2 separate regions of the Homo sapiens genome follow, and region 2 is linked to region 1. The links are chromatin loops, found by intact Hi-C in ENCODE. Cell type or tissue: PC-3. All regions are shown on one strand. Each heading gives the region's core, and the rest is flanking DNA. Links, peaks and the distances in the headings are about the cores only.

What was found. Hi-C counts contacts between places; a loop is a spot of excess contacts. Peaks named below come from ENCODE experiments on the same cell type or tissue, not always from the same donor. Only the 100,000 strongest peaks of a DNase experiment are listed, where the experiment ranks them.
Region 2: a loop joins it to region 1, with 8 times the contacts of the local background. A loop is called at or near these places in 1 of 110 quality-filtered maps.

What each region holds. Positions count from the first base shown.
Region 1 is chr1:105,662,632-105,667,044 of GRCh38, forward strand. No RefSeq gene overlaps it. Among named protein-coding and RNA genes, the nearest start is that of LINC01676, 46 kb to the left of the region's middle. In PC-3, for the core only: no CTCF peak of the experiment used is centred there; a DNase peak (open chromatin) is centred at 2,090; H3K27ac peaks cover 1,227 bases.
Region 2 is chr1:105,722,271-105,726,683 of GRCh38, forward strand. No RefSeq gene overlaps it. Among named protein-coding and RNA genes, the nearest start is that of LINC01676, 110 kb to the left of the region's middle. In PC-3, for the core only: no CTCF peak of the experiment used is centred there; no DNase peak of the experiment used is centred there.

The sequences.
Region 1 (4,413 bases), core at 312-4,311:
AAATAATCTTAAATAAAATTGAAAAATAAAAAAAAATCAGGCAAATATGCTTTCATAGAAAATAAGGGAATAAACAATTTAAAAGAAGAGGCAATTCACAAAGTATAGAATCATATTAAGAGATCAGGTAAATGATGGAATACTATGCAGCCATAAAAATGATGAGTTCATGTCCTTTGTAGGGACATGGATGAAACTGGAAACCATCATTCTCAGCAAACTATCGCAAGGACAAAAAACCAGACACTGCATGTTCTCACTCACAGGTGGGAGTTGAACAATGAGAACACATGGACACAGGAAGGGGAACATCACACACCGGGGCCTGTTGTGGGGTGGGGGGAGGGGGGAGGGATAGCATTAGGAGATATACCTAATGCTAAATGACGAGTTAATGGGTGCAGCACACCAACATGGCACATGTATACATATGTAACAAACCTGCACATTGTGCACATGTACCCTAAAACTTAAAGTATAATAATAATAAAATTAAAAAAAAAGAGATCAGGTAAATGAAGCATTCTCCATTGAATACTTAATGTCAAGAGGTTAGTAGTATACATGTTTAGAAAAATTTCAGAGACTTCATGTAAACACAGGACAGATTTCTGTGGGGTTGAGAGTGCCTAAAAGGTAAAGTGGAAGCAGTGAGTATGTAAAATACTTTAAAGAAGTTTAGCAATGAACCAGAAGGGAAAGAGGCAAGAAATGAAGGGGGATACTGGATTGATGAACTAGTTGTTGTTTATATTTCACATTTTTAATTACAAAATTAATATTCATAGAAATGTCAGAAAATATTCATGTAAAATAATTGATAAATCATACTTGATATATATGAAGACATACAAAAATACTTTTTAATATTAATCAATATTTATGTATAAAATGTTTTTAATTGTGGTATAGTAAGCCTTTATATGAGAATGGAATCATTTAGTTACTCAAAGTTCTGTTTATAGAGACTTATAAATTTTTGACATTTTTTCATTTGATATGTATCACTGGTTGTTCGCTTTGCTTTGAAGGAGAAATGGCCAAACAGGTGATGAGGTACTAATTCACTGTCTGTGGCCAGTGGTTGGCTGGATGGCTAGTGATTTGGAAGGAACATTATTCAAAAACTGGTAACAAGGAAATATGGGGAAGAGGGGCAGATAAACCTCTATGAATATACAAAAGTAAAAAAAAAATGAAGTTATTTATGTCCCTTGTGAATGCTTTTCAAAAGTTGACCTCTGCAGGAGAGGATTTTAATAATAAACTGAATAGCATCATTCATTCGGTGTATATCATTTAGCTTTCTTCCTCAACCAACCCTGTCATCCATAATGGGTTCATGAAAAATGTAGCCATGTTGGCAGATAGGAAGGTTACACAGGCGTCCAGCAACGTGGACTTCCATACGCATAGGCTGACCTGGAAATAACCACAGCTGAGTGCATCATCTGCCAGCAGCAAAAGCCAAATTCGAGTCTCTGATGGCACACCATTCCTTTGGGTGATTACCGTGAAAGGATGATTGCTTCCGCCATGGAAAGGACAGCATTTTGTTCTTACTGGCAAAAACGCTTTGCATATGGATTTGCCTTCTCTGCACACAATGCTTCTGCCAAAAACTACCATCTGTGGACTTACAGAATGCCACATCTACCATCTTTGTATTTCACACAGCAAGGAACTCACTACACAGCAAATGAAGTGTGGCAAAGAGCCCATGCTCATGGAATTCACTGGCCTTACCATGTAGTCCACTGTTCTGAAACAACTGGCTCAACAGAACAGTGCAAAGGCTGGCCTTTTGAATATTTAGTTACAATGCCAATGAGGTGGCAATAACATGCAGGGCAAGGGCAAGAGTCCCCACAAGGTTGTATATGCTCAGAATCAGCATCCGATACATGGTTTTGTTTCTCCTGTAGCCAGGACTCACAGGTTCAAGAATCAAAGTGTGCAAAGGGAATTGGCACCACTCACTCTTATCCCTGGTGACTCACTAGAAAAATGTTTGATTTCTGTTCCTGCGCCTTTATGGTCTACTGACCAAGAGATCTTATTTCCAAAGTAAAGAATGCTTCCATCAGGAGACGCAACAGTGCTTCTATTGATATGAAGGTTAATAGTACTGCCCGTCTACTCAGGGCTCCTTATGCCTCTGAATCACCAGGCAAAAAAGGAAGTTACTGTGCTGGCTGAGGTCAGTGATCCTGAATAACAAGGAGAAACTGAACAACGACTCCACAGTACAGGTGAGGAAGATTATATTTGGAATACAGAGAATTTCTTAGAGGGTATCTTAGTTTTACTATGCTCTATTATTAAGTACCACGTGCCTAGAATTGCATTCATTCATGGATAACACCATATTTGATTCTTTTTCACCAACTTGCTATTGGATATCTTCAGTCTTAACATTTTTCTTTTCTCCTTTTATATTATATAATGGACATTTGCATCTATATTCCATATGTTTTCACCATCACTGATGCATCCAGTCTATTGGAACAATATACAGATGCTCCTTGATTTACAATGGGGTTACATTCTAATAAGCCAATTGGAAATAGTGTCTATCATAGTCAAAAATGCATTCACTATGCCTGACCTACTGAGGCAACATAGCTTAGCCTTGCCTAACTTATGCATTCTGAGAACATTTTCATTAGAATACAGTTGTACACAGTCATCTCACACAGGGACTATTTTATAACAAAGTGTTGGATATCTTATGGAATTTACTGAATACTGTACTAAAAATGAGAAACAGATTGGGTATATGAGCACCATCGTAAAGTAAAAAAATATGTAACTTGGACCATCGTAAGTTAGGAACTGTCTGTATTTCATCTTGTTTACAAACTGTTAGATCCAATTGACGGTTTAGTCCAACTGTTAGATCCAATTGATGGTTTAGTCCTCTTCTCCTTAGCATTTTAGACCACTTACACATACTTTATGTCCTCAGAAATTCTTTATCACTTTTATTACATAATTTTTCCTGGTTCTAATCCTACCTTAACCTACAGCTTTTAATAATCCAGATAAATTTATTGTTTAAATACATATTACCTGAATGGCACTGATTTTATCTGCTAAGTGCTTACTTGGAGTCTCAATCTACAAAATCAAAGTTTCTTAAAGAATCTGCTTCTCAAACAATTTTTAGAAATAACTTTATAATATGTCTTACCTGCCCCAATAAATATTCAGTGGATATGGGAGTAAGTAAAACTACAATTTTGAGGCTACTGTATCTGATATTTACACCGAAAAATAATAATGAACTCTCATTTGCTATAGCCAGAATTATCAACACACCTATCGAAGACTACTCAGACTTCCGTCATTGCCTAAATAAAATACTGGTTATTTTAGCTATCTCTTTTAATATTGGAACGAGAACAATCTTTATTCTTGCTTACCATACCAAGTAGTTTGATTTTTGGTTCTAATCCTACCCTAAACTACAGGTCTGAGGCTTTCGGTTTGTTCATCCTTATATAATTTTTTTAACCTGGGTACATACATTTGCCAAGGTAAGATGAGAGAAGATAGGTGAATGTGGTTGCTCCCACACTATAAGTTAGAACCACCAGTCTTTTTGGATCTTGAATCCTGTTTCCATGTCTAAATAACATTGATAAGTTCTTTTTTTATGTGATAACATTTGTCATAAGAGTTTTATTAACCTTCCCTGCCAGCTGGCTAATTCAGTTGTGGTGTGCTCCCCTTCCTGAAACGTATCTGACATTTCTGTAAATACCTTCATTTATACAGAAAACGGGATTATGCTAGCAGCAACAGTGATCACTGTTTACATATCGGTATTTTGAAAACACGTAAATGGACTTACTAGTGACTTATTTAATATAACTGTGACTTCTACTGGAAACAAACTTTCTAAAAGTCAAGCATAAAGGAGAAAAGACAATATATTTATTTACATAAAAGTAGAAATATTGTTTAGAATTTTTTTTTCAGAACTCAAAGGCAAACAGTGAATTGGGAATGAACGTCTGGAAATCAGAAAGAAGATAGTAAACATATTTAAGTACTTCACATAAATTTAAAATACAAATAAAAATAATTTTGTGATAATTAATTAATAATGAAGAAATAGTTTATATCACTAACATCCAAAGCTATGCAAATTAAAAGAGCGATTTTACTGAAAGATAAAATCTCAATAATATAGCAATATTAGTTTCTTTGTGTGTGTATGTATGTCTTTTATAATTTCTAATTTCTGGAAAGAAATTAGCAATATTGCACAGCGCTGCTGGGTGTACAAAAAGAACTTACAGTTTGAGAGGGTAATTTAGTATAATATGATAAACACTTTTCAGTAGTTTCTAGGAAAATAATTGACAACCTGTCCTCAAATTTATTTAAGAATATACCTATAATTCC
Region 2 (4,413 bases), core at 316-4,315, 60 kb after region 1:
TGTTTTGGTAAATGACACACTTAATGCAGAAGTTAATCATTTTAAATTCATTTTACCAAATTATGCTTTATATGAATAAAAATGCATCTATTTTAAGTATCCATTTCATTAAATGTTGACAAATCTAGTCACCTGTATAACTGCCACAGCAATCAAAATAGAACACATTTCCATCATCTTTCAATATTTTCTCTTGCTTTTCTTGAAAACATTCCTCCATCCTGGGGCCCCAGGTAATAATGGCTTTGCTTTTTGTCACTATTTATTAGATTTGTATTTTCTATATATTCATGTCAAATAAAAATATATATTTAAAATAAAATGAAGGGTCAGGTGCAGTGGTACATGCCCATAATACCAGCTACTTGGGAGGCTGAGGCAGGACAATCACTTGAACCTAGGAGGTGGAGGGTGCAATGAGCTCAGATCGTGTCATGGCACTCTGGCCTGGGCAACAAGAACAAAACTCTATCTCAAAAATAAATTAATAAATAAATAAAATAAAATAAAATGAAGGTCTTGGAGAATACCCAAAAATCTCATGGAATAAAGAGGAATCCTTTATTCAGTGAACCATGAACCACAATGAGCATTCCTGTTCATAATATGAATGAAATAAGAATTTAGTACTGGAAACATAAACTATTAAATGTATTACAAATGGCAATGGATTTAATATGGAAAACTAGGAGTTTACAAAAGCACTGGAATGACAGAAGAAACAAGTTCTAGCCTGGTCCTGCTGAAATGCATTTCCCCCAAACATACCCAATTCCATAATTTCCTACTACAAAGTTTCTATTTCTAAGATTAGTTCTGCTGGTCTAGATCTGGGAATGATAGCACTGACATAGCAGTCTCTAGGCAAAGAATACTGCAGTGTGGACACCTAAAGCTGGTGTCAGTGAGTCTTATAAAGAAGCCAGAGCTATGTTTCTTTTTTTTTTTTATTTTTCGACAAATGTAAAGCCACTTAACAGACAATGAAATCCGATGTAGGAAAACAACAACTTTCTTAAACAACAGTGAATGACAGTAGTCACAGAAAGATGGCATTCACATTATGGCCACCTTCCAAATATGTGGCAACAGAATCTCATTGGATTAACCTAAATAAAAATATCCAAACTTATTTTCAAGGAAATCCTGAGATTTAATCCTTCAATTCTGGCTATATTGGGGAAGGGAGAGCAGTGGGAAGAGTTACGTGAGTGGTAATGACAATGGATGTTGACAGATAACAGGCATCATGGAGCAAATCTAAAGTCTATGATCCCTCATCATTAAATGTGTGTTACAGCAGCTTCATGTTATTGAGGAAACCAAGAAAATCCCTGCAAATGTATAAAATGACCTTAAGTTAGTAGTACCACCATTGCTGACTGTCACTGGTTTACAATATAACTTGCTATGGTAACCACATTTGCGTATAAATTCTGCTTGAGCTTTCTTAGTATTATGTACAGAGGCCAGTGTTATTATTTGTCTTCGTGACTCTCTGAAATGGCAAAAATGGGGCAAATGCAAGACTTGGATTTCGGAGAATTGGAACTCCAATGCAATAAATAGAGTAAATCATATTATCAGTCTTGTTGCAGTTGTTGAAAAATAAATCATGACTCCAGCTAGGAATCTAAGTGGTGTCTGACTCAAAATGAGCAAAACAAGGATAACCTTGGAGAAAATAAATATCTGTACCTATTTTAGGATCTGTATACATTCTTCAAAGAAAAATAAAAGGGAGTATTCAGTCAGCTGAGATTTAATTGGTAGGATAAAGGCAAATCCTTGATTGTTTAAAAAGGTTCATATGGCTTTATCAAAAAAAGTATTATCTTATGTTAGTTATTGGATATTAATTAAAACTTGAACATATTAGTTGTACATTAAAGAAATAAGCTTTCTTTCCTTTCCTTCTTATGATAATATTTACAGCAACTGATGTTGGTTGGGTTGCCAGAAACCTATAGAGAGAAACTGTCACATGAGAAACTGGTGCAGATGGGAAAAGTGAAATTGAGTGAAGACACAATCTACCTCACTAATATTGCCAAAAACAGTTTCCAGGACACATGCCAATTTAGACTTTTTTTTTGGTATTTTTAAAGATGGATTAACTGTTTTCTAGCAATGAATGTGCAGGGAAAAAGTTTTTAAAGTAATTGGCTTTCAATTTTGGAAGTTTTAATAAAGTCCTACATGTTCTTACAACATTAAGATAAGGTATCGTTCCTCTATATTTAATGGCCACTCTCCAAAACTGCTCTTTGGCTAGTTCTGTAATTTCAGATTAACTTGTAAATATTTACTTTAAAAACTTACTTTAACATTCCAAATGTGCTAAACCCATAATATTTACTTAACTTCTTTTAGGAATTTTTATTACAAAGCCTAAAATTTAGAGGAAGAGGTATTATGAGGGCCCCATGTAACTCAATACATTTACAGGGAAATAAATTGGACCAAAAATGATTAAATGGCTTGCAAAAGGGCATAGAGCTTAGTAGTGACAGAATTAAGCCCTAAATCTAAGTCTATTATTCTCTCTCAGTGTTGTGAAGTACATTTCATCTTTATTACTATTTGTCCAAATATTAAAACTAAGTATCTTCCTGCTGGTGACACTAGCTAATTAATTCTGAACGATTTTTTTTAATGGGGACTTATTTATCACATTTTGGTTGGTATGTACAAAGGATAACTTTGTATAGGTGTAGACACACATTATGTTAAATTTTGTTTATATAAATGTGTAAACATAAGCAATAAAAATGAAAGTTTTCTGCATTCCCATCTCTTTACATAAAAAGCAGTAATATAACAATATTTGAATTTTTGAAAAATCATATCACATATTTTATTGAATCAAAAAATTGAAATAGCAGCAAGTAACTCTGGCTAATTTAAGAAGAAATAAGCTTTACTAAAATATATTGGTTAGCACATGAATCTTACCAAAGGGGTAAAGGGCCAGAATTGGAAGCTTCATAGCTATAAAAAATTATCAAAAGTAACATGACAGAACTGTTCATATGAAGATATTGTTGATGTTCTACAGAAGATTGACATTACCACTTTTGTTGCTTGCACAATGAATACTAAACTTAGAACTCTATTGCTGGAAATGCAGCCTCTAAAATCTGGGTATTCCAACTTCTGTTGCTGCAAAAAATTACTCAAATATTCTACTTGGAATTCTTTCATCTAACTCCCAATACCAGCCCAGATATAATGTAACTGACAGGAGGGCTTTAGATGATACACCTGCACCCTCACTGCAAAACAAGCAGAGAACATGAGTATATGTCCTCTATATCAAAATACGGACTCTTGCAGAGGAGAATCCTGAAACACTGAAAGTATGTTTGGCTTTCCCATGTATATGGTAGTTTGAAATGGGGATAGCGGTTTATCCTTTACCTACAAGGCGATGGAGAAGCCTAAAACATGACAGTGGACTGGCAAAAGTCCACTTGTGTAGGAAGTTCTAGAGAGGGAACAAAATGAGTACACTATGGGCAACTGTAAGGGGCAGGTGAAAACGTGTCACTCAAAATTCATGAAAAAAAAAGTGAAGGCTTATGAAGAAGAACACAGTGGCTTGGGGATTAAAAACAAAACGAAATAAAAACTGAATATTTTCTTAGTATATCTAAGTTGCAATATTAGTAAATGTAAGAAGTGAGACTAATAAAAAAAAGCCAATTGTAAATCTGTTACAGCTTTTAAAATCTGTTGATGTAATTTAAATAATAGTAACAGGCCGGGCGGGTGCAGTGGCTCATGCCTATAATGCCAGCACTTTGGTGTCTGACTAACGTCAGAAAATCAAGACCAGCCTGGCCAACATGGTGCAACCCTGTCTGTACTAAAAGTACAAAAATTAGCCGGAGGTGGTGGTGCACAACTGTAGTCCCAGCTAGCGGGAAACCAAGACATGAGAATCCCTTGAACCCGGGAGGTGGAAGTTGCAGTGAGCAGAGATCACCGCGCTGCACTCCAGCTTGGGTGACAGAGTGAGACTCCCTCTGGAAAAAAAAAAAAAAAGAAAAGAAAGAAAAAGAAATTAAATGGGACATTCGACAAATAAGCATGTATTTGCAATCCATTTTCCACTATTAGAGAGATATTTAAAAGAGACAGAAAAGAAAAAGCCAAAGTGTGGAAGATCCAGATACTCGCATCCTGTTAATATGAAAATAAATTATCCTCCCAAAGTCGCAGATGATCATTTCTCCCAACAGACAACCACATATACCACTCATGAGACTATTGACTCCTCAGAAAATGGAGCACACATTCGAAACTGACTTGAAATTGAACTTTGGGGAGGACTGGAGTGAATTAAAATGGAGAGAGAGATATGTTTCTCCTAATACTTCTTAACTAAAACATGTATATTTAAGATGTGCA